Linked DNA regions of Homo sapiens: region 1 is linked to region 2. A link is a loop called in an ENCODE intact Hi-C map of the cell type or tissue named here. Cell type or tissue: B cell. All regions are shown on one strand. Links, peaks and the distances in the headings refer to the core of each region. The heading gives the core; the rest is flanking DNA.

Region 1 (15,408 bases), core at 2,496-10,495, 470 kb after region 2:
TTTCATATATACCTTATACACATAATCTGAAGGTAGTCTTAAACAATATTTTAAATGCTTTCGTGCATGAAATGAAGTTTGTGTATATAGAATGATAAGAAAGCAAGGGTGTGACTACCTCAGCCATCCATGTGGTGTCCTGTCGGTATTCAAAGAGTTTTGAATTTTGGAGCACTTCAGATTTTTGAATTAGAGATGCTTGACCTGCATAAGGAATCATAAGGTATGGAACTTTTAGTTTTAGTAACCAAAGCTTTGGCAGGAAGGCATTTTCAAATTGATGTATGTTGCTGGCCACTATTAACATTATCAATGAAGGTCAAGTTTGTTGTTCTGTTTTAAACAACTTTTGTCTCATTATCCAGTGTCCTGATTAGAAGGACCCAGAGATCTAAGTAATTAATCATATGGGCGGAAATATGGCATTCTGGAACCAAAGCATCCCCCCAGAGCATCCATGGGGCTAGGAGCCATAAACTGTAGCATGGCTGACCTAAAGCCAACAGGTGGTGATGGCTGCAAACACCTGGAAGAAAAGAGGGGAAATACAGAAGATGGGGGATAAAGGAACAATAAAGCCAAATGTCCAGTGATGAGGGGACTGAGGGAATAAATGATGGTATATTCTTATGTTGAAAATACCTAGTAGCCTGTAAGAATTATATTTTAAATGTTTATATTCATGGAAAGATTCATAATATATTGCCTGGCAAGAAAAGCATGATGTTTTATAAGAGTATGATTCCACTTTTAAAAATAAAATACATGAATATGTATAAATATTAATATAACATTCTCAAAGATAGCTCTGAAAATACAAAAAAAAAGTTATCTCTGGGGGGTGGGGTGATGAATCATGGTTGATTTACCTTCTTTTTCTTGTTTGTGTTCTGATTTTTCTACAATGAATATGAATTACTTGTGTGGAAAAACAGAAGCAGAAGGTACCTCCTGAGAGAGAAAATTATTAGTGTTGCAAGCATGTAGGCAAGGCATTTCTAGGTGCCAGGGAAATGTAGAGGAGAGAATCAGGAGCTAGAAAAACATTTTTATAACTTTTGGAAATAATATAAGACTAAACCCAACATATGGGGAGGATTCTTAGAAGAGACAGGTCCTGGGGTGCAGTCTTAAAAGTTCCTGACTCTTTTTTAACCTGCCTTTGGCAGTAGCTTCCAATTCAATTCATTAGGTAGTTGTTTCTCCAACAGGGATATATTTTAACTTTGCTGCAATACATGTGTTCCATTATTAGACCTGATAAAAATGTGATAGAAATACGTTGCTAGGCACAAGAGCAGGTAAACAGTAGCCACTGTTCCCTACCCTGTCCCATTTTCCTAAGACAGATCATCATCTGTCCTCTGCATGAACGCAACAGCCTCCTAGTTGGGTTTTCTGCTTCTAGTGTTTTACCTCTTAAGGACATTGTGCTAATTTCTTATTGCTGATGTAACAAATTACCACAAACTTAGTGGTGCAAAGGTACACAAATTTATTATCATGCAGTTTGTGGTTCAAAAGTTCGAGACTCATCTCACTGGGATAAATCAAGATGTCAGCAGAATGGCACTTATTTCTGGAGGCTCTAGGAGAGAATCAGTTTTCTTGCCATTTCTGGCTTCTAGAGGCTGCCCACCTTCCTTGGCTCATGGCCTCTTCCTCCATCTTCAAAGTCAGCAGTAGTGGGTTGAGTTCTCATGCTGCCATTTCTCTGGTCCTTCTTATCTGATTCCCTCTGCCAGTTTTAAGAACCCTTGTGATTCCATTGGACCCATCTGGATAATTCAGTATAATTTCCCTATTTTAAGGTCATCTGATTAGCAACCTTAATTCCATCTGCACTCTTCCCCTTTGCCATGTAACCTCTCATATCCATGGGTTCCAGGGATTAGGACATAGACATATGAAGAAAAAGGGCATTATTTTGCTTCCCATAGGCATCATCCAGATAGCTGCTAGAAAAAGCTATCTGATATGCACACTTGGCCAGAACTCTGTCGTGGTGAAAACCTCCTCAAACCTCTGAGATGATTTAGTCATCTCAAATCCTTGATACACATTTTATCACACTCTGTTTTTCTTATATCTCAGTTTTCATCTCCCCACTGCCTCTCAATTTATGCTCAGAAAGTATTGAACTGCTGGAGATTTCTGCATGCTCCAGGCCCCCCGACATACACACATTGCTGTTTCACACGCCTGTGCCTTTGCTGATGCTGGTCCTTTGGCCTCTTATTCATCTGGTTACCATGCACCTGTTTTTCCTCCTACCTTGTTGGTTGCTTCCTCCTACCCTTTTATTTTCCTTTGCTGTTTCCCTTCTTGACCTGAATTCTAAGTGTTTCCACTGTTAAGAACTTGGTTTTTTAAAATTTATTTTACTTTAAGTCTTGGGATACATGTGCAAAACATGCAGGTTTGTTAATAGGTATACATGTGCCATGGTGGCTTGCTGCACCTCACCTATCAAGCTGTCATCTAGGTTTTAAGACCCACATGCATTAGGTATTTGTCCTAATGCTCTCCCTCCCCTTGTCCCCCACCCTCCAACAGGCCCCGGTGTGTGATGAAGAACTTGGTTTTAACCTTTCTTTCTGTCCTCTCTCTCTTCTTAGATGATCTCATCCATTTCCATGACTACAACCACTCAATGATTCCCAAATTTATATCTCTAGGTCCAGGCCTGTCTCTAGAAACATTTACTGGGGTGTCCCGTCGGCACTGTAGACATTTGAGACAATGCCATTTCAACGCAGACTTCCTCCTGATTTCTCTCACTCCCAAATTGTTGAGTTCATTCATTTGTTGAATGAATATTTATTATTCTATTCAGCCATACAAATAGTTGACTTATTGATTATTTACTGGATGTGTCAGACTCTCGTTTAAGCTTTAATCTTTATAACACCGTCGTGAATTAGATACTATTCTTGTTTCCATTTTACAGGTGAGGAAATTGAGGCCCAGAAAGTTTAAGAAGTAGCATGCCTAAATTAAAGAGCAGTAAGTGGTAGAACCAGGATGTGACCCTTTACAGTCTGACTCCAGATGCTCATAACTACTAGGTTAAGCAACTAAAGAGCCTCAGCCTTCAGTAAACTCTCCTCAGACCTCCAGGCTGTTGGAGGAAACCCTTCCCTGTGTCCCCCAGTCCTCTGTGCTCACTTCCAGCTTGGTAGTTTACATGTACTGATTAAACTTAGATTTGTCTCTTGCCTCCCTTTGGAGAATATGCACTGACTTCTTCATCTTTGTTCCCTCAGCATCTAGCACAGAACCTGGCACAGTAAGCCTTGAAAAACAGAGCTTGACTGAATAAATGCTCCTGTTTTGCTTAATTATTGTCATAAAACTCATGTTCCTGCAGCAGTGGGTTCTTTTAGAACCTTCCCCTCCTGCCCGGGGTGTCACTTTGCCTCTTGAATCAGGTCTAACTCCATTGTTCCTTATTGCAAAGGCCATGAGCCACTTCCTCAACCTGACAGCACCTGAAATTATCCTGCCAGGAGCCTTCTGTTACTAATCATAAGCAAGGGGACCACTTTCCCAGTCTCAGTCTCTGTAGCAGGAAACTTCAGTGTTTCTGTTACATTCATAACCTTAGCTCTGGAGGCAGTGTTGATGTTTAATTTCATGTCTGCCCTATCTATGTATTCATTCTCAGTTCTTTCCTTAGAGGTCTATATTCCATATTGACTGGTGTCACCTGGGGTTGTGAGCTTCTGCTCTGAGCCCTGGTAGCTTTGTTGACTTAGAGTAAAGGGCTCAGGAGCCACAGAAGAACCATTTTGTTTGGCCTCTTCTGTTTCAACATTGTCTAACTCAAGCCAGCTACACTGCTAGTTGTCATTAGTCACATGGAGAACCCAGCAAGAGAGAGTGGACAGGTAGCAGGCTGTCACCTATGGGGCAAACACCTCAAAGCACATGCCCTATTGGAAGTGGGATGAAAGAGCCAGTAATAGTGCAGTGATTAAGAGACAGGACTTGGCAGCAGACAGACCTGGTTTCAAGTCTTAGCTTCAATAAAATACTAGCTGTTTTACCCCAAGCAAGTACTTCTATGAGCTTTTTCCCTGGCTTTAAAGTGGGCCCAGGGTTCTTATGTCTAAAATGAGAGTATCTGGCACATATTTAATTGTCAATGCTACAGTCTCAAAAGAAAGAGCACACTTAGGGCTCAACTTAGTGCCTTGTGTAAAGAGAAAAGAAATGCTTTATAAGCAGCGTGGTGATTCCTCAAAGAGCTAGACACAGAGCTACCATTCCACCTAGCAATCCTATTACTGGGTATATACCCAAAGAAATAGAAATCATTCTACCATAAAGTCACATGCATGTGTCTGTTCATTGCAGCACTATTCGCAATAGTAAAGACATGGAATCAACCTAAATGCCCATCAATGGCAGATTGGATAAAGAAAATGTGGTCCATATACATCATGGAATACTACGCAGCCATAAAAAGAATGAGATCATGTCCTTTTCAGGAACATGGATGGAGCTGGAGTCCATTATCCTTAGCAAATTAACTCAGGAACAGAAAACCAAATACTGCATCTTCTCACTTATAAGTGGGAGCTAAATAATGAGAACTCATGGACACAAACAGGGAAACAACAGGTACTGGAGCCCACTTGAGGGTAGAGAGTAGGAGGAGGGAAAAGATCAGGAAAAATAACTATTGGGTACTAGGCTTAGTACTTGAGTGATGAAATAATCTATACAACAAACCCCTGTGACTTGCATTTACTTACCTTGAATTTACAAACTTGTACATGTGCCCCTGAACCTAAAATTAAAGTAAAAAAAAATGGTTTATAAATTTGCATGGGTAGCAATGAAACTAGTGTTACAAAGAAGTGGACTATTTGTAGGCCAGGCGTGGTAGCTCACGCCTGTAATCCCACCACTTTGGGAGGCCAAGGCAGGCCGATCACAAGGTCAGGAGTTCGAGACAAGCCTGGCCAACATGGTGAAACCCTGTCTCCACTACAAATACAAAAAATTATCTGGGTGTAGTGGCAGGTGCCTGTAATCCCAGCTGCTCAGGAGGCTGAGGCAGGACAATCGCTTGAACCCGGGAGGCAGAGGTTGCAGTGAGACGAGATCACGCCATTGCACTCCAGCCTGGTCAACAGGGCAAGACTCTGTCTCAAAAAAAAAAAAAAAAAAATGAAGTGGACCTATTTGTATACTATTCTTTCTGCTCATTATGGCAGGCTGGAAGAGAATGGCTCTTATAAATATTATGTAGAAAATTATTAGGGCAACAAAAGAATATTCCAATTATTTGGGCTACAAATTATGGAACTATGGCACCAAACTCATTCATAAGAAGTAGATCAATACAACTTAACAACTCTCTCTCTCTACCTTTTTTAGCAGAATTATTCATCACTTTCTTATTATGTAAAATGGCAATGATGAAGACTACTTAATATAAATAGTGTATAGATTAAATAAATTCACTGTATCAGTTAGGACTAAATTCAGCCATGTGGCTTGACTTGCATTGTTCTTGGTGATAAATTGTATTGATTTCTACTGCTTGGTTTATTACAGAATCAAGCAACCATTCCAGGAACCCCAAACCTCTCTTCCCCAAATCTCTTATTTCCTGACCTCACCACTAGATGACAATCCCTTCCTGTGTTTTGGCCAGTGAGCGAGCGGAAACATTTCAAGCTGTTTGTTTTACAGTTGTTTCCAAATAGGCGCCCTAGTAATATCTGGAGAGAAACTTTATTTATAGCCTCTAAACATCCTACTGAAGTTATTGGGACGTAGTACAGTGAAATGTCTGTGCCAGACAAATGGAAATGAATTTTGAGTTTAGGGGTTTGACTGTTACAACTTAATTATCTAGTATTTGGTTTTTTAAAAAAAAGTTCTTGAAAATCATGCTGTCATGTCTTTATAAAGATTCAAAACCAACATATTATTAGCAGGAATTTGACCTCCCTTCAAAACCATGTTGACAAAAATGATTATAAGACTACATTCTTCATTAAGATCACAATTAATGTATTTTGTGACTGCTGTCAGTCTTTTTTGTTTGCAGAAATGAATAGTTTCCCTTAAAAGGTAAATCTCAGGCGAAGTTAATACAAAGTGCTATACATGAAAGATTACTATCTATGCTGAATCAGGATGAAAGGAAAGGGATATGGAGACACTGAAATTATTTTGACATTAAAGTTGAAGTGGTGAGTCTTGCATAGTAGACAGTCCCTTTAAATGACTGTTTTTGATGAACTTGGTTACTCCCAGCACTGTGCTAGGGGGCATGGAGAGATACAAAAGGTGGGGTTAAATTGGGTGAAGTTTATTTATTGAGATTATTAAACCAAATCACCCCAGAGCCCCTAATGGTTGGCAGGTCTCTGAGATTATTTGAGGGTATATGAGACCTTGGAGCCAAGATAATCCCTGGGTGTCAGCACATTAGGATATGTAAGGTTTAGAGTTGTCTTTCAGATGAAATTGTTAAGCAAGGCTTGGAAACTTCATTGCAGTTTAACCAGAGAGTAGAAGTGTTTGTAGCAGCAGCAGCAATTTAGGATGTAAACAACTAGTGTGTTATGAATTCAGAACGAGGGTGTATTTCCTTTTCATTATTAAATCAATTACCTGAATGAAATCTTGGTTCGAGTACCTACCCCTCAAAATTCTGTATAAAAACCTTTGATGACAATCTAGTTAGTGCTATCGGCTACATATTGCACCAACTTGTGCTTCTTTTTTTCTCATACTACCATGTTTTTCTTTCCCTGTATGAAACCCTCTTGCTTATGAGAGACCTAGCAGAAATATTCCTCAGTTTCTTATTATGTAAAATGGCAATGATGAACAGTACCTAATACAAATAGTGTATGGATTAAATAAATTTGCTGTATCAGTTAGGATTAAATTCAGCCACAAGTGACAGACAACCCCAAATTATGGTGCCTTTAACCATTAGTTTATTTCTCTATCATGTAAGCAAAGTTCACAGGCACTTTAGTTTTGGGTGATTGTGTTAGCTTCTTGATCCTTAGGGACCCAGGCTGCTTCTGTCTCATTGCTTCACCATCTTTAACACATCTCAAAGTTGCCTATAAAACGTACACTTGCATCTCATTTGCCAATCCTTAGTTATATGGTTTCATCCAGTTGTTAGAGGTGCTGGGAAGCGCCCTCTTGATTTGGCACAGCCATTGGCATAGCTAAATGCTGGTTGTTCTATTCCTAAGGAAGAAGGACAGAATAAACACTGGGGGGCAGTCTCTGGCACGGTAACCTAGCATAGATTCTGACGGTAAGATGCTCTTCGATTGCTTTTTCAATTCTCTTCCTTCCCTCTTTCCCTCCTTTCAGCTATTTACACCTGGGATGGGTCTTTATGCTGAGGTTGGAAAGTGTTAAGCCTGAAAAGAGAGCTTTTTGGCAGTAAGAAAGGAATTCCTGTGGCCAGTTTTAGTTAATTTGTGACTGTAGAGGAAAATCTTGGCATAGATTAGTATCAAATCATGTGTTGTGCAAAGAGTGTCCAACGTGGACACAAAATGGTGTATTAGCATTTGCTTTTAAGTAGCTAATTATATTCTTAGCATTAAAATGTAGAAAACAAATACTTTTCAAGATTACTTCAGAAACTAGCATTGCTTAGTCTCATTGTAATTAATGTACAAAAAAGGGGGTTTCTTCTCTAAGATTTTTAGAAATGCATACACAGTTTTCCTTGTACAGAGAACATGTGTTCTCTTATGAAAATTTCCTGGTTAGGCTTTATTTTGACCATCTTTCACGTTTTGGCCTTATTTTCTTCTAACATCTTATGATGCAATGATTATGTTCCTCTCCCTTTTCACCTAAATTGAATAAATCAGAATCTCTTACCTTGAAGGTGAGAGAGAATTCCTGGAAGAATTATCTGAAAGCTGTGTGTGGGGCCTACACACAACTGGTGGTATTTTTCCCTCAAGGAAAAGGTGGAGATTTCACAAGAATGTAAAAGCCAAAGGAAAACTTGGAAAATCTAAGACCAGGGTCATGGTTCAGATTGTGTAAGACCACTGTGTAAACTCTGTGAAGGCAGAGACTTCTTCTGCCTTAAACCTGGCTGTATGTCTGGATTATGCTTGGTACATGACATGCTGTCAATAACAATATATGGTCTAAATGAATAAATGGTCACCAGGAATGGTGAGTGCTATGACTTAGCAGCATATGTGTGGGAGATATCGGGGTTTCATAGACTGAGAACTCAATAGAAGTCAAGTTGTGACTTCCAAAAAAATCTAGACATTAGATGCTAGAAGGAATTTGCTTTCTTAGGGCTAAAAATAAGGTTTACTCAGCCCAAATTAATGCAAAGAGTCAAAGAGTATGTGTTCTGTCTGGTTGAAACTCATGGGAAACACAGTGTTTAGTTTTTATTGCCACCCCTATGAAGGACATAGACAGACATATGAATATAGTTTAGTCTGGATTCTTGCATCTTCTCTGCAACACCCTTAGCTAGTGAGAGTTCAGTCTCTGTATGGGGAATGAGTGATGGGGGAACTCACTTCAAGGCATGCTCCTTCATTTTCTAGAACATTCTGCTTCTGTGCTTTGGGAAGAAACTCATATGACCAGGAGAATAAGAGTGTAAAAATCATGTTTAATTAAGGTCAGTTGGAAGGACAGCACCTTGGACTCTTTAAAGAGCTATAATGTGAAAGAGATACTGCTTTTCTGTATTGGTCTCGTGGGAGAATTGGACTGAGGCAGTGGCCAGATATTACCTCTGAAGTGGAAATTCTTAACTTGGACTTTGAGGAACTCAAAGGGCTTTTTAGGTGAATTTTAAGGGGACATGAATACATTCTATGAATATATTTACACAATTTCGTTTGTGTGGCCCCTCCCCCTCACCCCCCACCCTGCCAGTAGAGGGTTCAGGGCTTTCAGTTTCAGAGGGTGTCCTTAGCTCCAGAGATAAAAACTACTATTGTGGGGTCTTCTGTAACTCTGAGTTTCTATGCTTTTTAAAAACATGTACAAAAATAAAATACTAGTTTTCTTTTTTACTTAGGTGAAATAGACTAATTAGTAATCCTGTAACAAAGACTCAGCTGTAATTATAGGACTCCTCCTGTATGAAACAGGAAAATTAAAAATCTGTTACAACTCAGCAACAGTGGTCCTTCATCCCACATAACTTCACTTTTTTAGTGTTCACAGAGTAACAGCCCAGCTATTGCCTCTGGCTTCACAGTTTTACCTATGCAAAAGCAGTGATTTTTAGCTTCTGTGACCCTCTTGGTTTTAAATTCCAGGAAGCATGACTTCATCTCAGCCTGAGGCTCTATAAAGCTATTCAGTGAAAAAATGAGTGATGAATACTTGGGAAGTAATCTATTTTTATTCCAGGTTACGATATTCACAGGAGACTAGGCATTTTGTCTTCATCAGCATCCCAGCTGTGATCCTGCACTGGCTATTTATTGTAGGAGCTTTAGGCACAAATAAGAGAAAGCACTTTTTTTATTAACCAAAATATTTATGGCCAGAGTCTGAGTTTAGTCAGGGCAGCAAATTACATCTGTTCCCTAAAGGGAATAATTACTTACAGTTTGACAGCAAATGAATAATAATTTGCAGCAAATTTATCAGGATGATAATTTTTTTTCCATAAAGACAGAACTAATAATGCCATTGAACAGGTGGTTATGTGTTTTTTAAAAAATGATTAAATTATTAAGGCAGAAGGTTGTAATAGCTATCATGGTGAGTCAGACCAGTTTCTCTACCTCCTCGTTAGCAAACATTCCTTTGGTGAGTCTCACACTCAAGTAAGCAGCTGGCTTTCCTTTACCCCTGCTAGGTGGGAACTGCAGTTTTGCACAGTTGGGGTACGTATTATTAACTCCAAGGAGAGCAAGAAGTCATTATGACTTAGAGTTAGAAAAAAGTTAATAACCTAGTGTCAGAAGGGGAGGTGGAGGTGCTTTTCCAGGAAGTACTAGGTAGCCTCAATTGAATCAACTTTCTCAAGGAAATATCATGCCTGGTTTAACTTGCTTTGCAGTCGTGAAAGTTCCAGAGAGCTGGGTAAGTTGGTTGTTCTGAACAGTCCTCAGGCTAACTTTGATATTCTGAGGGAAGGGGCTAGTTTACTTTGAAAATAGTACAAGAACTGTAATAGGTGTAAGTTTGATATTTAACCTATTTGTTTTCTCTTAAATTGAGACTTCTGTTGTTGCATGTTCAAACCCCTTATGGATCTGTATCATACGAGTTCACCTGAGTGTTATAGAAAATGGAGGGGTTGAAAGGCGGAGCTAGACAGAGGCTAGAGGTGGGAAGGTGGGGAAGGGATGTTGACTGGAGCTGCAGTGGAATTGATTTGCTTTGTCCTCCTAAGAGATAGGAATGGACATCAGGGGCACTTACTTAAAGAAAGTAGGTGCTAGAAATCTGTTTGCTGAGGAACAATTGGCAGGAAAAAAGGACATAACTGAAATTTTGCTCTCTTGTTCTTGTTTTCAGCTTTTAACATAGTCTTGACCTTGGCATATATGTCTTTGAGCTAAGTGAGCTTATGTAAAGCTTCCTTTTTGTGTGTCTGAATACCTAGTCCAGAGAGGGTGTGTAGAAGGATTAGTGATCTCTAGTCATCAGAAATCCCATGGCAACATGATCAGGCATTTACCTGATAATTTTATACCTAGGTGAGAAGCCCAGTCTTCTGGGATTGGCAGAAACAGACAGTGGCAATTACATTTTGTTCTCATTTACAGAGCTTGCTTCTTTGCTATTAGAGGGGCTTAAGTCTGTAGATATCGGCTACTCTTCTGTTCATAAGCACACCGGAGGTGTCTGGTTATTTTTTAAATAACCTGGGTTAAGAACTGAGCATTACTTCCTTTTGAGGCTAGGGCATAACACACAGCTTGTTCTCAGGAACACGATAATGAGGATAAGTACATAAATATGGATAAAAGCACGTCCCAAAGCACCATCTCCTGCAGGAAGAAAGGTGATTTAGTAGGCACAAGCCTGACACTTCTTGTGTGCATAGTCATTAGTGACAACCTGTGTGCAGGGGAAAATTCACTTTGTACCATGGAGCAAGAACATTGCTAAATATCTATGAAAAATCCTCATGCTAAACACATTTCTGGTGGTTCACCTCTTCAGCACTGGCTTAGTTCAGTTTTTCTCTCCATTTTGAGGCCCAAAGGAAGAGTGATCCGGGGATTACTAGTAAAGACAGTTCAGGCTGTTTTGATGTAGTCAGTTCATCTAGCTATGCTCAGTGCATCTCTGTAACAGCTGGTGGAGCAGCTTCTGTGAAATTTGTTGGTCAAGGCTGCTCACTAACCCCTCAGGTTTGGCCGACTAGAAAAACCCTGTTGGAGTCGCTGGAGGTTTGAGTTGTTTAAATTTTATGAAATACAATTCTAGGTGTTTATAAAGTTTCACACAGAGAGATGGACAGGAACAGAGAAAAGTGTTTATGTTGTTTGTAGGGGAGGATGCGTACAAGTCAGGTGAAGAGGAGAGATTCACAAAAAGATGTGCAAGGGATATTAACCTGGCGGTCGTGCCTAGCAACACCCCGCTGCCTCTTTCTGGATTTTAAATGTTTCAGGGAAGAATACTTGTTTAAGCAGTAGTTGGGCAAAACCAAAATTGATAAAACTTTTTTCTTTTGCCTTTGATCCGTGAATTTACAGTGAAGGCATGTCTGAAATATCTTAGATGTTTGTTTCTACTGCATTGCTGGAGCATTGATGTCTCTGGAGAATGTGTTGTGGGAAGCTGAGTTTGGGTAATCAAATTGGTTTTCTTATTTTTCTCTACGCATGTTTCTAAAAGGGTAATATCATAGCAAAGGAGTTTCAAAATTTGTTATCAGGGTGATTGAAAACTTTTGATGGCTTAAATATGGTTTTAAATGTTGCTCAATTGCCTTTTTTTAAAACTGAAAGAGTGGGCAAGACCGCTGAAATAGAGTGTAGCCTTTGCATAATCACATAGTTCACTAGGTCAATTTGTATATAAGGCAGTTACATGGTGTGCTTAGGTCACAGAAGTACTTTAAAACTATGGAAACATAAGGCACTTTTCCCTATGGCTTTAATTGAGCAAGGAAGGGGCCAGCTTGCTTAATCCACCTTGAGAATAATCCTTCCTGACCCATGTGGTGCTCACATCTTATCTAGGGCTTCTAAACCTGTGGATGCTGAGTACAAGATGCTTATATTCATAAAGGCAGGCTTTTCTGTTCTTTCCATGTGATTCATACTAGAGCAGATGGCTTGATCTGCTCCTATCTCTCACTTCATCCATGAGTTTTATGCCGCTGTCTCCTATTTCTTTTTCTCCAGCCAGTCCTCCCTCCAGACCACCTGTTCACAGAGCCGTGTGTACCCAGACATCCCATGAGCACCTCTGGTTCTGCATGTGTATCACATTATCTCCCTCTCTCACCTGGTCCTTTGCATGTGTTCCCGGTCTCTGTGAGGGGTCACAGCTGTCACCTGGCAGCTAGGCTGCAAGTCACTTTCCATATCTGACCACCACCAAATCCTAGAAGTTTCAACCTTAACATCTGTTGGAACTGCCTTCTCCACCCCTTCCCTTTGGCCATTGCCATCCTTCTGGCTCTCATCTGGATCACTGTAATAATTTTTAAATGGTTCTAGTAGGCCGAATAGTGCCCCACATCCCCTCAAGATGTTCACATCCTAATCCCCAGGACCCATGAATATGTTAGGTTACATGACAATGGGTAATTAAACTTGCTAATCAACTGGCCTTTAAATAGGGAAAGCATGCTGGGTTGTCCAGGTGGGACCAATATAATTACGAGTCTATGCAAGTGGAAGAGGGAAGCAGACGAAGAGGTCAGAGTAATGTGATATAAGAAGAACTCCACTAGCTGTTGCTGCTGGGTTTGAACATAGAGAAAGGGACCATGAGCCAAGGAATTTGAGCCACTTGTAGAGGCAGGAAAAGATAAGAAAATGGATTCTCTTTTAGTGCTTCTGGAATGGAATGCCGCCCTCCTCACACCTTGCTCTTAGCCTGGTGAGACCCATTTTGGACTTCTGACCTACAGAACTGTAAGATAATAAATGTGTACTCTTTTAAGCTACTAAGTTTGTGATAATTTGCTACAGCAGCAATAGAAAACATACTTGTCTTCCTACCTCTGGAGTGCCCCATTCCAATGCACATGCAGATCTCATATTACTTTCTTGTCTTTAAGGCTTTCAGTGGCTCCCCTACCTCCACACTGTCTATGCAGCACCTCAACTTTGTAAATAGGAGGAAATTAGTAAATAATGAATAAATGAAAACAGCCCATTTTGCAGCACATTAGTCCAAGTCAGGATTCTTTCTTAGAGGAGATAGATTAAAAGTCAATTGGTTATATTTTGCATATACTTTTCTAGGGACAGGATGGAGCCAACATATATTCTTTCTCTTATTTTCTTTTTTTTAAAAATATTCGCTTGTTTTTTAAATTATGTGATAGCATTTTATTGTAGCCAAATTGATAAATGAAAAAAAGTCCACAACGAAGACACTCAGAGATGATTATTTTTATTATTTTGATGTATAGCTTTCTAGTTATTCATATGCCTACATCTGTATTTTATGTTTTAAAATCCATTCTTCATTTTGTATAGTAGTACAAAAGTTTTTCTACAGCCCTTTTAATGGCTGCATGAAATGCCTTTGTGTGACTGTACTAAAACTTAGTGCCTGTCTCATATTGAACTTTTAGGTTGTTTCCATTTTTTCCCTATTGTGAACAGCCCTGCAATTAATATCTTTGCTGTATCCGTGTGTACATCTAGGATCATTTCCTTAGAATAAATTTTTTTTTAAATTATACTTTAAGTTTTAGGGTACATGTGCACAATGTACATGTTTGTTACATATGTATACATGTGCCACGTTGGTGTGCTGCACCCATTAGAATAAATTCTTTAAGTGTCATAACTGGGTCAAAGGCTCTGGAATGTTAATGGTATTTGATATGTATTAGAAAACTGCCCTGAAGGAGAATTGTACCAGTTTGCAGTACCACCAACAGTGTCCTTTTCTTAAGTTGACCTTCCTGCTCTTGGATCTTTTGAATTAATGGGAAGACTAGAGAGCTTGACATCAAAGGTGACCAGAGGACAATTTTACTTTGGAACTGGACACTGCTTTAACCAGTTGAACACACACTGGGCACTGTGGCCACCAGCCAGCACACCCAGCTCCTTCATAACCGAGATACCCTCTTACCATCCCTCCAGAGGACTGGTACCATTGCTCCTCAGAAAAGTCTCAGGGTTGGCCTCGCCTTTCTGACTACACCAAATGCTGGAAACCAAGGGTGGACCCATGGCCCCCTTCAGTGTTTACAGGCTTCTGATTTCTGATAGGAGTCTGTGTTAGTCTGTTTTCACACTGCTATAAAGAACTGCCTGAGACTGAGTAGTTTATAAAGAAAAGAGGTTTAATTTCCCACAGTTCCACATGGCTGGGGAGGCCTCAGGAAACTTACAATCGTGGTGGAAGGGGAAGCAGGCACATCTTACATGGCAGCAGGTGAGAGAGAGCGTGTGAAGGAGGAACTATTAAACCTTATAAAACCATCAGATCTCGTGAGAATTCACTCACTATCATGAGAACAACATGGGGGAAACCACCTCCATGATCAAATCACTTCCTACCGGTTCCTTCCGTCAACACATGGGGGATTATGGAGATTACAATTAGAGATGAGATTTGGGTGGGGACACAGAGCCAAACCATATCAGAGTCTGAAAGGAGACTTGACATGGGGCACACAGATAGATCTTCTCTCTCCCTTACACCCCTTCCCCATCTTTGCTTCAGAACTTATCTGCTCATGAGATTAAGCTACTCATGCCTCATGTATGTAGGTGCTGCATTTTATATGGCAGGGAGTGAGTCCCATAAATGCCTGTTGAATGGACCAGCCTGACATCTCTGCTCACTCAAAATTAAGAGTAAAAATCAACTGCCCAGTCCAGTATAGTTGTGACATGGTCATAGTTAGCTTTGGCTGTTTTTGTAAACACTGATCAGCTATATACAAAAGCATTAATAAGATATCAGGTGTATTGTTAGCTACATTCTCTTTTTTGGTGGAATATCTTTGACAGGTGAGTTTGGGAAAGCCAGTCTAGTTGCCATGGAAACGCAAAAGCTTTCAGGCACTTGTTTGTTTGTTATATTCTTTTGTCGGTTTATGGAGTGTTCCGTGGAGCCCCTTGAAAGAAGATGTGCCACTTAGTGCTGACAGTTAAATCACCATGCTGCCTGTCAGAGATGAGAGCCGGGAGGAGGGGAAGAGACAGACACAAAGCTCCTTTCCCATTGTCTGTTTTCACAAAGATTCTGGCT
Region 2 (15,408 bases), core at 2,806-10,805:
TGATCTAATGTGTTTCCCACATTTCTGTCTTGTCCTGTTCATTAGAAAATGTGTTTAGTCTGGTTCGTAAGACCTGAGTAATTAATCAGGGCTGAGTACAGTAAAATAATATACCTAGCTCAGGTGTCATAGTGACACTTTGCATTTGATGGGCTCCTATTACAGTTTTTACAAAGGACATTGGTATGACATTTTAGCTCTTGTCCCTTTATTTCCTTTTTTACAGATTGCAGAACAGAGGTTCGGGATCAACATCCCACACAAGTTCAGCATCCACAACTACAAAGTGCCAACATTCTGCGATCACTGTGGCTCACTGCTCTGGGGAATAATGCGACAAGGACTTCAGTGTAAAAGTGAGATGCTGAGGTGCTGGGTACCCACCTCTTCATGGGAACACTATGCCCTAAGCTTTCAGAATTCTGTGGACTCAGAATCTGTCCTAGAACTGATGGTTTTAGATATGTTGTAAATCAACATCTTAGTCATTTTAAACTTACATGTTTCTTGTCAGGCATGTAAAGAGAACTTCATCTGATGCCAACATTTTCTAATCATAGGACATTAAGTCAAATGGTATATTCAGTGATCTAGCTCGCTAGCTGACAAATACAGCCTAGACACTGTATTTTAATAGGTGTTTGGAAGAGAAAAAGATGGGATCTTAGTCAGAAATGGAAGATGGTTGAGTCAGGTGAGACACTAAAAAGAAAAAAATAAATAAAAATTTCAAAGAAATGGAAGTTAGGAGGAGGTGAGGAGGTGAGATGGCCAAATGAGAAGGTTGGGTTAAGAGTAAGAAATGGCAGAATAGATCTGATGATCTCACCAGAAATCAGCAGGAATGGAGTTGTCACAGCATAAAAAGAGCTGCCCTGGGTCTTGTGAAAGAGATTGGAGACAGGGGTAGAATGAAGGAAGATAAAGCCTTGATTGTAAGCTTGCATCTCACCAGCTGTGCCCAGTGGAGTGAGAGTTTGGAGCTTTGGCCCTAGCAAAGGCTCTGAGTGGGTGAGAGCTGATCCCTGTCCTGTTAGGAGTTAGGGAGCTGTTGGCCTTGTGCCATCTTGTATGGAAATGTAATGATCTGACTGCCGTGGGGTGCACCTGAAGCCTTTCTTATCAGACACACCCCAAGTCGCCAGTTGAGGAGAACAATGGTGAGGTAGAATTGGCATGAGTATAGCCAGACAACTTCCATTGACTGCTTGGACTTACAGAGCCTGCTTCTGTCAACAAAAAGGGGCCAGTCACTTGTCTTTAAGAAGGGCACATTCTTCTATCTCTGTAGAACACTAATAATTTTTTTCTCATAAAACCAAAACAGTAGCCAGCTCATGGATAACTTGTAGGGCGTTGGTCCAGGTGCAGCTTGATCTTAGCGTGACGGTCTCACCTGGGTATGGGTTCCCAGTGGGAAATCCCTTTCTGCCTTGCATTGTTGCTGATGCGCAGAGCCATGCATGGGGCTCATCTGCATTGTCCTCTTCCCTAGTGGCCTGAGGGTAGCACACCTGCAGCAATCCGGCTCTTGTGATTTTTGCCTTTATGGTCACTTGGTGGTTTTGAAAGGCTTCTGTAGGCTCGTGTGTCTTACACCTGTCTTCCTGAGAGGGGTGGGTTTCCCATGAAGCTTAAGTCTCAGGGCTCCTCTCTCTCAAGGGCACCTTCCAAAGCCCTCTACTTGATTTGGTGTTCTTTTTCTTAAAGAAGGCCTCCTAAATTATGTAAATTCAGGCCCCACAAAACCTGGATCTGTGTGTGCTTCCAAGATGGACTGACTCCATAAAACAGGAATGTGTTGCTTGTCGCTTCAGTTTCACCTCCCATCAGCAGGGCCCATGTCAAAAAACTGTCTCAGAATTTATTCCAGCTGATAACGCCTCAGATCCTTCATTGTCCCCAGGCAGCTTCCGGTGCCTCAGGAGCTTAGCTTTCTTTGCTCGCCTCTTCAACTGCCATTTGTACTCTGACCTTCAGAAAGTTTTAAAAGTTGCCTTTCCCCACTATGAAGCAGTTAGAACCACAGGCTGCAAATGCTGAGAACCACAGGCTCACAGGATGCCCATCTCTGTGCTGTGAGGCCTGCCCAACCACAACAATACTCAGAAAGAAAGCTGCAGATAGAGGTTTTTCTTGTAGAAACACCATTTCCATCCTGTTTGAACAGTGATCTACATGTGGCATTTAAACTGCTACCTTTTATTTCACTGTTGAGAGACAGAAAAAAATACAGTTGACATGATTCTTTGTTATTTAATTGCCTGTGAATTGCCGCTACGATAAAGGTTTTAATCTTAGATCATACTAAGGCAGCAATGCCTGTTACATGTGATTTAGATGAATGGGTTTCATCAAATCATGGTGGAAAAAATGTATTTGAAATATATTATTCTTTAGTATGCTTGCCTTTCTGCTTCTGCAGAAAACAGAAATAGATAAAATGTCAGGAACTATTACTAGTGTGAGCTTAATTTTATGAGAAAATGATACTGTTCAGCCGGTATAATTCCTCTGTTATAATCTTTTAGGCTATTAAAGTTCTCTGTTGCAGCACATGTTGAATTGGTTCCTTTCTGAACATGGATTCTGTTTTCCTTTTCCCTCTAGTATGTAAAATGAATGTGCATATTCGATGTCAAGCGAACGTGGCCCCTAACTGTGGGGTAAATGCGGTGGAACTTGCCAAGACCCTGGCAGGGATGGGTCTCCAACCCGGAAATATTTCTCCAACCTCGGTGAGACTTTGCTTTTTTTCCATGTCTCGTAATTTAGAAGTTGCTCAGATGTGATGAGCCCAAATGAGAGCATGTGGCCTCATCAAAGTTCCTAATCTTAGCAAATACAATAAACAGACTTATTGCCTTTCTTTCTTTCTTTCTCTTTCTTTCTTTCTTTTTTCTTTTCTTTCTTTCTCTTTCTTTCTTTCTTCCTTTCTTTCTTTCTCTCTTTCTCCCTTTTTTTTCTCTCTCTCTCCTCTCCTTTCCTCTCCTTTCCTTTTTCCTTCCTTCCTCCCTTCCCCTTCCCCTTCCCCTTCCCTGTCTTCATTCCTTTTTGAGATGGGGTCTTCCTCTGTCACCCAGGCTGGAGTGCAGTGGCACAATTATGGTTCTCTGCAGACTCGACTGCCTAGGCTCAAGTGATCCTCCTACCTCAGTCTCCCAAGTAGGTGGGACTGCAGGTGTGCACCACTATGTCAGGGTAATTTTTTATTTTTTTTTTTGTAGAGATGGAGTCTCACTTTGTTGCGCAGGCTGGTCTCAAACTCCTGGGCTCAAGCGATCCTCTCGCTTTGGCCTCCCAAAGTGTTGGGATTGCACAGGTGTGAGCCACTGTGTCTGGCTGAAATAGCATTTTTAATAGCAATTTGTTTCACGGATAAGATTGTATATACAGTTATATGACAAGAAATAATGAGCATGAGCAACAAGTAATAAACAGAAAGCAAAAGAAGGACTTTTTTCCTTTCTTTCCTTTTTTTTTTCTTTTTTCTTTTTTCTATTTGTTTTTTGAGACAGAGTCTCGCTTTGTCACCCAGCCTGGAGTGCAGTGATATTCGCTCACTGCAACCTCCACCTCCCAGGTTCAAGCAATTCTCCTGCCTCAGCCTCCCGAGCAGCTGGAATTACAGGTGCCCACTACCGCGCCTGGCTGATTTTTGTATTTTTAGTAAGACGGAGTTTCTCCATGTTGGCCAGGCTGGTCTCAAACTTCTGATCTCAAGTGATCTGCCCACCTTGGCTTCCCAAAGTGCTGGAATTACAGGCATGAGCTGCCACGCCCAGCCTTTCTTTTCTGTTTTAAAATCAGCTTCCTGTCACTGTGGTCTGGTGAAAGCCTAAAACCCAGGATCCTGGGTTATGCTTTTGTCTGGGGACCAGGCAGGACAGGTGACCAGTAACTATGGGCGTCAGCGTCCTCACCTCTAAAGCGGTTCAACTTGAAGATCTCAGAGGCTCTGCACAGCCCTGGAGTCCAGCAGTTCTGAAGTTTTGGTTTATGGATTGTGAATTTATCATTCACATTCAGCAGGAGACAGGAGTCTCTCCCTCTGGACTCTCAGGAGTGAGTGGAGTTGTGTCAGTTGCAGTGCACATGTTTTTGTCAGCACTCTCCCTGAATGACCTCCACCTGCTGTCATCCAGTTGAGCCTTGGCTGCTTCCCAAGCCCATGTCTTACTGTTGCCTTCCTGGTCAGCGTCTAGAGATGGGAAATAGCCATGTAAGATCTGAACGGTGTAGCTTGGTGTCCAGTTCAGGAAAATTATCGACTCAACTAATTAATCTCTGGGTGCTGAGGAAGGGAAGTGCAATTACTGTGAGATTCTTGATAATCCTGAAAATGTCAGCACCAACCACCTCATTTCCTTTTTACTGAAGGACTCCTGCCTAGTAGATCAGGGACTTTCATTGACAATTTTTTTTTTTTTTTGAGACGGAGTCTGGCTCTGTCGCCCAGGCTGGAGTGCAGTGGCACAATCTCAGCTCACTGCAAGCTCCGCCTCCCTGGTTCACGCCATTCTCCTGCCTCAGCCTTCCGAGTAGCTGGGACTATAGGCACCCGCCACCACGCCCAGCTAATTTTTTGTATTTTTTTTTTTTTTAGTAGAGATGGGGGGTTTCAACGTGTTACCCAGGATGGTCTCGATCTCCTGACCTTGTCATCCTCCCGTCTCGGCCTCCCAACGTGCTGGGATTACAGGCTTGAGCCACCGCGCCTGGCCTATTGACAATTTATTGAATTGCCACTACGATAAATGTTTTAATCCTTATATTAGATCATACTAAATCAGCAATGACTGTTACATGTGATTTAGATGAATGGGTTTCATCAAATCATGGTGAAAAAATGTATTTGAAACCTATTATGTAAAAAAATGTATTTGAAATCCGGTCTGTCTGTCTTGTGGGTAGGCGGGCAGGATGCCAATATTGTGCGGGGATTGCTAATGCATGGGACAGTTATCCCTGAAGAGCAGAGATTAAAGATATCAGCCTGAACTAGGGCTTCTGAGATACAATGGGAATAAGATAAGAATAGGAATAAAGATCATGCAGCACGATCTTTAGGAATGGACAGTGCACTTGTCATTTGAATCAAGTATCCTTAATCCATGACATCCGGTGCCTGGCTGGATGTTAGACTTTTGATCTGTTGTCTAGTGGTAGCTTATCTTATAAATGTCTCAAGGTGGGCCAGCTGCAAAAGTCACCTTGCCTTTAGGTAGCAACATCCTCAGGTACTCAGTAGGATGGAACTGGAAAGCCAACTGAGGCAGGCACACTTACCTTCCATTCATTGTGTTGAAACTAGAACTCTCATCATGCTGGTGAGAGTGTAGATTGGTCAGTCTTATTGTAGACGGTAAGTTGGCTGTGTATCAGAAGTCTTCAAAATTAGCACTTTGGCCCAAGGAATTCCATTTGCAGGAAGTTATCTTAAGAAACTGAATAATGATAATGACAATACAGCTTAAGTTTATTGAATGTGCCAGGCACCAATCTAAGTGCTTTACATGCATTTGTTCATTTAGGCCTCCTAATGACTCATGTGGCAGATGCTTTAACCTTCTCTTTGTCAGAAGAGGAAACTGAGGTAGGGAGAGGCTGGGTAGGTAACTTGCTCAGGGTCTTAGGTTAGCTTGCAGAGCTGTTATTGAATCCAGGCAGCTTGCTTGAGAGCTAGACCCTTAATTACTCTGTTTTGAAGATTTGCATGAAGTGTATTCACTCCAGTGTTATTCACTGTGGTGAAAAAGGGGAGATGCCTCATCCTTCTAATGGCAGGGGAATTAATACCTTGTGAGATATCCATGAAATGGATATTGAATAGCCGTTAGAACTCATATTCTTGAAAGAAATTTAAAGGCATGAAAAATACCCAGGACAAATTTTTGAATACAAATGTATGTTATGAAACCATAATTTGATTATGTTTTTAAAAATTAACCAAGTATAAAAACGTGTGCGTGTGTGTTATTTATACATGGATATAGATATCTTTGGCAGAGGGCTGGTGAGATTTTAGGTATTTAGATTTTTATTCTTCATGCTTTTGATCATTGTTCTAATATTCACATTGGACTTTTATTTCTCCTATATAATTTAAAATATTGATTAAAAAACGTTGCTTCATTCGTGTCCTGGTGCTGAATGATGCTTGAATCTCTGAGTAGACATGAGAACTGCTCTCTGTAAAAAGTGGACACTAGGTGGCGCTCGTGGAATGGGACCTTCCCGTGGAAAGCCACCGCAGAAGGCACCCAAGGGACCACACAAGGCATTGGTGTTTCCATGCACTTCCACTTGAGCGCTAACTGTAACTCCATGGCTTAGACGTATTTTTAATTGACCTTTTACACAAAGCAGTAAGCACAGATTCAGAAGCTGATACTGAGGGAGTTTCGAGTGGCAGAACCGATCATCTGTCAAACTGAGTTGATCTTTCCCCCACGTTATACTGGGGGTGAGACTGCTCCCAGCCAATAAGGTCTTCTTCGTGCATGGGTGCTCCATGCTTCTGCTGCAATTTCTGACTTAATGTGTTCTTACTCTTTCAGAAACTCGTTTCCAGATCGACCCTAAGACGACAGGGAAAGGAGAGCAGCAAAGAAGGAAATGGGATTGGGGTTAATTCTTCCAACCGACTTGGTATCGACAACTTTGAGTTCATCCGAGTGTTGGGGAAGGGGAGTTTTGGGAAGGTGAGTCTTGGCTTTAACTGTTTGGGTTGAAGTAAGTGTGCTCTGTGTATGGGGGGTGTGTGTGTGTGTGCACGCATGCGCACATACTCACATTTCTCATGTGCCATTCTTTCTTCCTGTTGTGTGCACACACCCTAAGACCCCCAAGAGGACTCCCTCATGCTCCCTCCTTTTGCTTTGCCATAGGTGATGCTTGCAAGAGTAAAAGAAACAGGAGACCTCTATGCTGTGAAGGTGCTGAAGAAGGACGTGATTCTGCAGGATGATGATGTGGAATGCACCATGACCGAGAAAAGGATCCTGTCTCTGGCCCGCAATCACCCCTTCCTCACTCAGTTGTTCTGCTGCTTTCAGACCCCCGTAAGTATGAATCACATTCACTGCACCAACAGCCTCTTTTCTTACAGAGCTGAGACAGTAAGATACTGGAGATTTCATAAAGTTGAGTATCAGAAATTTTGGGGGATGGGCTCCCAAGGCAGGGTCATATGGAGGTATTGGTGACTTCTGCCAACCTCTGGAGGAAAAATGGAAGCTTATGAATTCACCCCTTCCCCTTGTGCTGTCCTGGGGAAGGAGCACCGTGAGGGTTGTGTGTCCCAGGATTGAAAAGGTCATCATACATAAATCTTCTGTAGGTGAAGTGAAGGTGAATGAAAGTTACAGCAGTCTAAGAACAGAGAAAATGCCATGGGCTCATTGTCTTGATGAATTTGGCTGTGACTCTGCTCCTAAATGCTGGGCTGGTTCTGACCTGGGCACAGGAGTTTAGAAGAGGGGTCTGAGAGGACCCAGAGAGGTACCTTGATTTGGAACATCCCAGGGCATTGCTTCTGGCCTTAGCAACGACCCTTTGCCTGAAACCATGGACTGGTCTTAAGAATTGAATCTGTCTGCCCTGTAATGGCGTGCGTTTAGGAATGCTTCTGGCTGCAGTTAATGGAACACTTGACCAGCGGTGGATTAAACAATAAATAGAAAGGATGAGTTTGGTTCATTAGTACAAACTTTTTACTTGTTGTTTCACATAATGAGAAGTCTGGTGGTAACAGTGCTACGGTTGGATTTGTTGCTCAGTGACATTGGACATGTCTTTCCCTTGGGGTCCCAAGGTATTTGCTGCAGCCCTAGATGCCACACCTTGGCATGATAGCATCCAAAGCAGAAAGCATAAGGGCAGGGGCTGAAGGGCTTCATGGCCAGTCCCCTTTTCTCAGGGAGGGAAGATCTTTCCTAGACTTGGGTCAACTGCCCTGTATGTCTGTTCTCACATTGCTACAAAGAACTACCTGAGACGGGGTAATTTATGAAGAAAAAATGTTTAATTGACTCACAGTTCCACAGGCCGTACAGGAGGCATGGCTGGGGAGGCCTCAAGAAACTTACAGTCATAGCGGAAGGGTGAAGGAGAAGCAAGCAGGGTTTCACGTGACAGCAGGAGAGAGAGAGAGTGAAGGGGGAAAAGCTACACACTTTCAAACAGCCAGATCTCATGAGAGCTCACTATCATGAGAAGATCAAGGGGGGAAATCTGCCTCATGATCCAATCACCTCCCACCAGGCCCTTCCCCAACATTAGAGATTCCAATTCAACATGAGATCTGGGTGGGGACACACAGCCAAACCATATCATGCCCTTAGCAAGGGAGGCTGGAAGAGCAAATATCAGGCCAAGATAAGCTGGCAGACCATGATTGGTTCACACCAACCTTGATTCAGCCCCTGGAGCAGGGCATTCTGCTTTTATTTAGAATCAGGCTCAAAATTGGGCTTTTGGTATCAATGAAGAGGGAAAATGGCCCTGGAGAAGGCACCAAGAGGGAGGGTCTGCCACAGATGTGTCAGAATCTTGCTGTCAAAAGGCATTCTGGGAGAGTGAATTCTGGGCATGTTCCTGGCCTGTGCCACCATCAAGGAAGTAGGGGATTCCACGAGAGCGGGATAGGGGCATCTGACTGGTCAGGGAGGCTGGCAATACACCTCTAGGGAAGGTAAAGCCATGCTGGGACCAAACGAGTGAATTAGAATTAGTTAGGCAGAGAATGAAGGTGAATATGTCATACAGGGTCAACAGCACACTATGGGTCTGCTGGTGAGACAGAGCATCAGGTGTGAAGGAGGCTCAGCACACACAGCATATCGAGGTTGAACAGGGGCCTTGAGAACTGAGGCAGCCGAGGTGGGCCAGGGCCAGGCCATGAAGAGCCTTGTAGGCTGTGTTAAGGGGTTTGGGTTTAGTCCTGAGAGCAATGGAAAGTCATGGAAGAAGTGGAAGCAGAGGAATGACGTATCAGGTTGTATGTTTTAATTATGAAAATCTAATTTCTTGCGATAGGTAATATAAGTATCCTCCAAATATTCATATCCTTTCTCCGAAAGAAACAAGTATTGCTCGTTTTATTTATAGCCTTTGAGAGAATTTTCTGTACATAAAAGCATATATATACAGCACATATATGCATACATGTTTATCTTTTAAAAACACAAATAATAGTATACTTTGCCCATGATTCTGTATTTTTAAAATTTAATTAATCTATTTTTTGAGACAGGGTCTCACTTTGTCACCAGGCTGGAGTGCAGTGACGGTTATGGCTCACTGCAGCCTCAAGCTCCCAGGCTAAAGCTATCCTCCCACCTCAGCCCCCTGAGAAACTGGGACTTACAGGCACATGCCACCACACCTGGCTAATTTTTGTTATTTTTTTGTAGAGATGGGGTTTTGCCATGTTTCCCAGGCTGGTCTCAAACTCCTGGGCTAAAGCAATCCACCCACCTCAGTCACTCAAAGTTCTGGGATTACAGGCGTGAGCCACTGTACCTGGCCACTTTATTTTTTTAAGACATAATATTAATAGTATATATTGGAAATTGTTTTGTATTTCTATATACCAAGCTGCCTCATTTTTAATGGCTGCATAGTACTCCATTTTAGAACATGACATAATTAATTTAACTTTTCCTCCTCTGTTGCTATGTATTGTGTTCCTAGTCTTTTATTTCAGTCATTGTTGCAGTGAGTCCCCTTGTACTTTTGTCTTTGTGTGCTTATGCTGGTGTTTCTGTATGACACATTATTAGTAGTAGTATTGCTTGGTCAAAGGGTATATGCATTTCACATTTTGATTGAGTTCAATTGCCCCCTCCCCCATTGTGGTTAAAGATAGTGAACGTTTTATTGTCCATGTACCACACATTGTTCTAAGTGCTTTATGTCTGTTATTTAATCCTTATAGTAACCCTCTGAAATAAGTTCTGTTATTATCACCCCATTTCACAGAGGAGAAAAGTTAGGTACAAAGAAGCTTAGTTCCTAAGTGGCAGAGAGCGTTTGAAGCCAGGTGGTCTGACGGCAGAGTCCAGGCAGGCTCTTCCTATTTGCTGGGCTGCGTCTCTAAATTCACACTCCCAAAGCTTGAGTGAGAAGGTGCATTTCCCCGCCTTCCCATCATGGCATGCTCTCTGTCATTTGGATCATCTCAGAGTTAGAAAAATGGTATATTTGAAGTTCCAACTTGCATTCCTCTAACTGTGAGTGAAGCTGGGCGTTTTCATACATTTCAGGGTCACTAGTATTCAAATCTGTGTTGGGAGGGCCACATGCAGCCTGGAGAATGGGTGGAGCAGAGAAGTCTGGGAGCTTGGTGACAGGACGCACTGAAGGAGATACATGGCTTGGACTCCCACGCCACCCCAGCGTTATCAAGAGAAAAAAAAATGGGGAGGCAGCTAATGGCTTCGTGGGCCTCGGCTCCCCTGCGCGCCTCTCCCTTCCCCTCTGCTCCTCATTGGTCCTCAGTGGCTCTTGATGGCCCTGGAGCCCATGCTGCTCCTGCCCCCATCCTCTGCTTTCCCTCTGCTGGATTGGTCCTTGGTTCCCCTGGAGCTCCAGTTCTCCCTGCCCCACACTGCTCCCTGGAGTAGCCTTGAAACGACTTCCTTGGCTGGGCACTTTGCCAACGTAAAGCCCCTCCCCTGCCCTCACCCCCTTGTTGGGCTCTTTTCTTGGAATAGAGGAGTGGAGTTACAGCTTGAGGCTTGAGAGGGATAGCTGGTAGCTGATACTGGTTGCCCGCCGGGGTTTCAAGCGCCAGCCTCCTGAACACCACCATGAACACCATGAGTCAAGCCGCAGAGCCAGGTGACCTCTCAGATCTTCTTCCTAGGGCCTGAGCCAAACATCACATGGTTTCCTATGACATGAGGTTAGATCATCTTCACCAGGTGGTAACCTTTGAGTCAAGCAGTCAACTGATATTTAGTGAGCTTACCTGGTCTTGCAGCAGCAATGGTTCCAAGTTACTACTGCTGAAGCAAAGAAAGAAGTATCTCATACCTAACAGGGGAATTTGATCTGTAAAAGGAAATTCTGGTGATTATAAGCAAAGATCTCATCAACAGATCATGTTATGGTAGAGTAAAATGAGGAAGTAACCTGGAACAGATTGGGAACCCAATCAATATAGCATATGCAATCAAAATGTTCCAGGAAAATGTATAAATTCTACAGTATACCAAAATTTTAGCGGCCACATGAGATTCCCAGTGTTTAGTGGGTGAAGCCTTTACTAGCATTGAAGTCTATTTTTCCTAGTGGAAGTTTTATGTTTGACCACAAGGTGGCAGTCATTACCGCAAAGTTACTTTTATTTCTCCACCAGAGAAACCAAAGGCATGGAACTGCCATTGCGGTTTAAGATGTGTGTGTTGTAGTAGATGTCTCCAAAGCAAAGGATAAAGGGAATGTACCCCTGCTTTAGGCTAAATGATAAAGAAGTAGTGGGAACCCACTTCAAAGAAGCAAGTGAGGCTGGGCGCAGGCAGCACTTTGGGAGGCCGAGGTGGGGCAATCACTTGAGCCTAAGTGTTTGAGACCAGCCTGGCCAACGTGGTGAAACCCCGTCTACTAAAAATACAAAAAGTAGCTTGGTGTGGTGGTGCATGCCTGCAATTCCACCTACTCCAGAGGCTGAGACAGGAGGATCGCTGGAACCCGGGAGGCAGAGGTTGCAGTGAGCCAAGATCGTGCCATTGCACTCCAACCTGGGTGACAGAGCACGACTTTTTCTCAAAAAAGAAAAGAAAAAAAAGCAGCAAAGGAGATTTTCTAATGCTGAGATAGAGGTATACAATTTTAGTTTTGCTGTCGTTGTTGCCTTCTTTGAGGTTTGCAAGGTATCGGACTCCACAGTACACATAGCATTTGCTCGCTGTGCATTCGTCTGTTGGAAGTCCTTATTTACTGTTGTAAAACTATCCCCATTTACTGTTGGAAAACTAACTATAAAGAACAGAAAGTGTTACTTGCTATGAGAAGTTACAGCAGAAAGATGCTTACTTTTTAGCTGCCCAGTGTTGCAGGCCCTGGCTTCTCAAGTAAGATGCTAATCAGTGTGTAATGCTGAACTGTGACAGTCTCCCCTGGAGAATTTAGGAGTGAGAGGGGGTGTTGGAGCCACTCTACCTGCAAAGCATTTCATTGTGAGGGCCTTTGTAAAAACAGCACTCTCCTCATGCAGCCCTGTGGAATCAGTCTCTCTGAAGCCCAGAGCAGGGCAGTAACTAGCCGAGGATCCCTTAGATTGTAAGTGGCAGAGACAAAGTTCAAGTTTAGGTCAGGCTGACTCTGACTCCATATGTTGTCTTATTCCGCATTTAGTTGGTTGATTCAGCCTCGGCTTAAGCACCTCCTATCTGTCTTGGCTCCCCTCCAACCTGACAATATGGAAATGGCATTGCCCTTGGGAACAGAAAACCTGAACTGTGTTTTAGCTTTGTTTTCCACCATCTAAATGGCTTGAGTCTGTCCTAAAATTCCTTTGACCCTTAAAGTTCTTATCATTAAAATGAAAACAGGATCGCTGTGAGGGTCAAATGAGAGAATGCAGAATATTTTGTACAGTGCGAAGTGCTGTTCAAAAGTGAGTCAGTTCAACTGTGGTGATGACCCCCTCCATCCTCACACCAAAGGAAAAATGTCCCAGGGCTTCCCAATGGCCAGCCCAGACACCCACATGGAGGGGACAGCAAACATTGAGAAGGTAAGTATTTTATAGGTCCTTTTGTTCTTGGCAAAAAGGAAATAGTAAGCAAATTTCAAATATTTGATAATTTATCAAGATTGCTACAAAGGTTTATGAACCCATAGATTATTTCCCCTTTTTTTTTATAATCATATACACTGCTTACAAGTATATAAATGGGCATCCTTATCTGTTTCTGATAGCACTGCAAATCCTAATAGTTTGTGACTAATTTGATAACCTGTACTAAAACTCACAAAATGTATACTCCTGGATCTGTTTTTCTGATAATCTGGACTACAAAAATAATATAAAGAATAAAATGTTATTCATAAAGATGTTTAATTTTCAGTGCTTTGTTTATATATATTTTTTTGGTCAACATCTCTCTAATCCTCCAGCCTCTGGTAACCACTATTCTATTCTGTTTCTATGAGTTTGGCTTTATTTGATTACACATATCAGTGAGATTAAGCTGCATTTGTCTTTCTGTGACTGGCTTATTTCAAATAATACAATGTCCTCCAGGTTGATCCATGTTGCAAATGACAGGATGTCTTTCTTTTTAAAAGCTGAACAGTATTCTATTGTGTATATATTCCGTTGTTTCTTTGTCCATTCATCCACTGGTGAACACTTAGGTTGATTCCATATCTTGGCTATTGTGAGTAATGCTGCAGTGAACATGAGAGTGCAGGCATCTTTTCGACATGCTGATTTCATTTTCTTTGGATGTATATCCAGTATTGGAATTGCTGGAGCATATGGTAGTTCTATTTTAATTTTTTGAGGAGCCTCCATACCGTTTTCCAAATGAGTATACTAATTTACATTCCCACCAACAGTGTACAAGGGTTCCCTTTTCTCCACATCCTCTTCAACACCTGTTATTTTTCATCTTTTCAATAATAGCTGTTCTGACAGGTATGACATAATATCTCATTGTGGTTTTAATCTGCATATCCCCAATGATTAGTGATATTGAGCATTTTTTCTATACCTGTTGGCCATTTGTGTGTGTGGTTTTGTTTTGTTTTTTTTTTTACTTTTCATTTATTTTTACTTTAAGTTCTGGGATACATGTGCTGAACTTGCAGGTTTGTTACATAGGTGTACATGTGCCATGGTGGTCTGCTGCACCTATCAACTGGTCATCCAGGTTTTAAGCCCCGAATGCATTAGGTATTTGTCCTAATGCTCTCCTTGCCCTTGCCCTCCCACCCAACAGGCTCTGGCATGTGATGTTCCCCTCCCTGTGTTCTCATTGTTCAACTTATGAGTGAGAACATGTGGTGTTTGATTTTCTGTTCCTGTGTTAGTTTGCTGAGAATGATGGTTTCCAGCTTCATCCATGTCCCTGCAAAGGACATGAGCTCATTCTTTTTTATGGCTGCATAGTATTCCATGGTGTATATGTGCTACATTTTCTTTATCCAGTCTGTCATTGATGGGCATTTGTGTTGGTTCCAAGTCTTTGGTATTGTAAATAGTGCTGCAATAAACATACATGTGCATGTGTCTTTATAGTAGAATGATTTATTAATCCTTTGGGTATATACCCAGTAATGGGATTGCTGGGTCAAATGGTATTTCTGGTTCTAGATCCTTGAGGAGTCGCCACATGGTTTTCCACAATGGTTGAACTAATTTACATTCCCACCACCTGTTGGCCATTTGTATGTCTTCTTTTGAGAAATGTCTATTCAGGTCCATTAACCATTTTAAAATTGGGTTGTTTCTTACTATTAAGTTGTTTGAGTTTCCTCTGTATTTGGATATTAACTCCTTATCCAGATATGTGTTTTACAAATATTTTCTCCCATTCCACAGGTTGTCTCTTCACTCTGTTGATTGCAGAAACTTTGCAGAAGCTTTTTAGTTTGATATAGTTCCATTTGTCTATTTTTGCTTTTGTTGCCTGTGCTTTTACGGTCATATTTTAAAAAGCCATTGCCTATGCCTGTGTCACAGATTTCTTCCCCTAAGTCATCATTTGGTAATTTTACAGTTTTAGGTCTTACATTTAAGTCTTTAGTCCATTTTTCAGTGATTTTTTTATGTGACGTGAGATGAGGGTCTGTTTTTATTCTTCTGCATGTAGATATCCAGTTTTTTCAACACCATTTATTGAAGGGACAGTCCTTTCTTTGTTGTGTGTCCTTGGGATCTTTGTTGATAATTAATTGATTGTAAAGGTGTGGATTTATTTCTGAGCTCTGTATTCTGTCCCATTGGTCTATATATCTGTTTTTATGCCAGTACCATAATGTTTTGATTACTGTAGCTTTGTAGTAGATTTTGAAATCAGGTAGTATAATGCCTCCAGCTTTGTTCTTTTTGGTCAAGATTGCTTTGATGTCGTGCATTATTTATAGTAGGAAAATATTAGAAACAACTTCAGCATTTAGCAATGGGGGTACACTTCAATAATATACTATTTGATGAGAATTTTCAGCCAGTCAAGAGATAATTTTATGTTACGTAGTTAAATTGTCAGGTACCGTCGTAAGCACCTAACATGTATTGTTTATTGCACGTGATTCCTATAACAGCCTTATAAGATAGGTGCAATTATTATCCTCATTATGTCAAATGGAAAAGTGAGACACTGAGCAGTTAAGTCATTTGCCTAAAATCTATCACAGAAAATGGTAAAAATAGGAGGTTAGAATCCAGGAAAT

The links. Hi-C counts contacts between places; a loop is a spot of excess contacts. Peaks named below come from ENCODE experiments on the same cell type or tissue, not always from the same donor. Only the 100,000 strongest peaks of a DNase experiment are listed, where the experiment ranks them.
Region 1: it touches region 2 in a loop (26-fold over the local background); 2 of 110 quality-filtered maps call a loop at or near these places.

What each region holds. Positions count from the first base shown.
Region 1 is chr14:61,917,889-61,933,296 of GRCh38, forward strand. The region is part of intron 1 of SYT16 (synaptotagmin 16); the gene reads left to right. Among named protein-coding and RNA genes, the nearest start is that of SYT16, 110 kb to the left of the region's middle. RefSeq lists an enhancer at 12,324-13,176. In B cell, for the core only: CTCF peaks have their summits at 7,256 (motif pointing right) and 7,455; a DNase peak (open chromatin) is centred at 7,273.
Region 2 is chr14:61,450,616-61,466,023 of GRCh38, forward strand. It overlaps PRKCH (protein kinase C eta), which reads left to right. Exons shown (of 14, transcript NM_006255.5): 6 at 227-356; 7 at 2,611-2,738; 8 at 6,561-6,704; 9 at 6,891-7,064. Among named protein-coding and RNA genes, the nearest start is that of PRKCH-AS2, 87 kb to the right of the region's middle. RefSeq lists enhancers at 4,149-4,318, 6,823-6,992, 7,286-7,455, 7,317-7,486 and a silencer at 10,736-11,030. In B cell, for the core only: a CTCF peak has its summit at 6,228 (motif pointing right); a DNase peak (open chromatin) is centred at 6,236.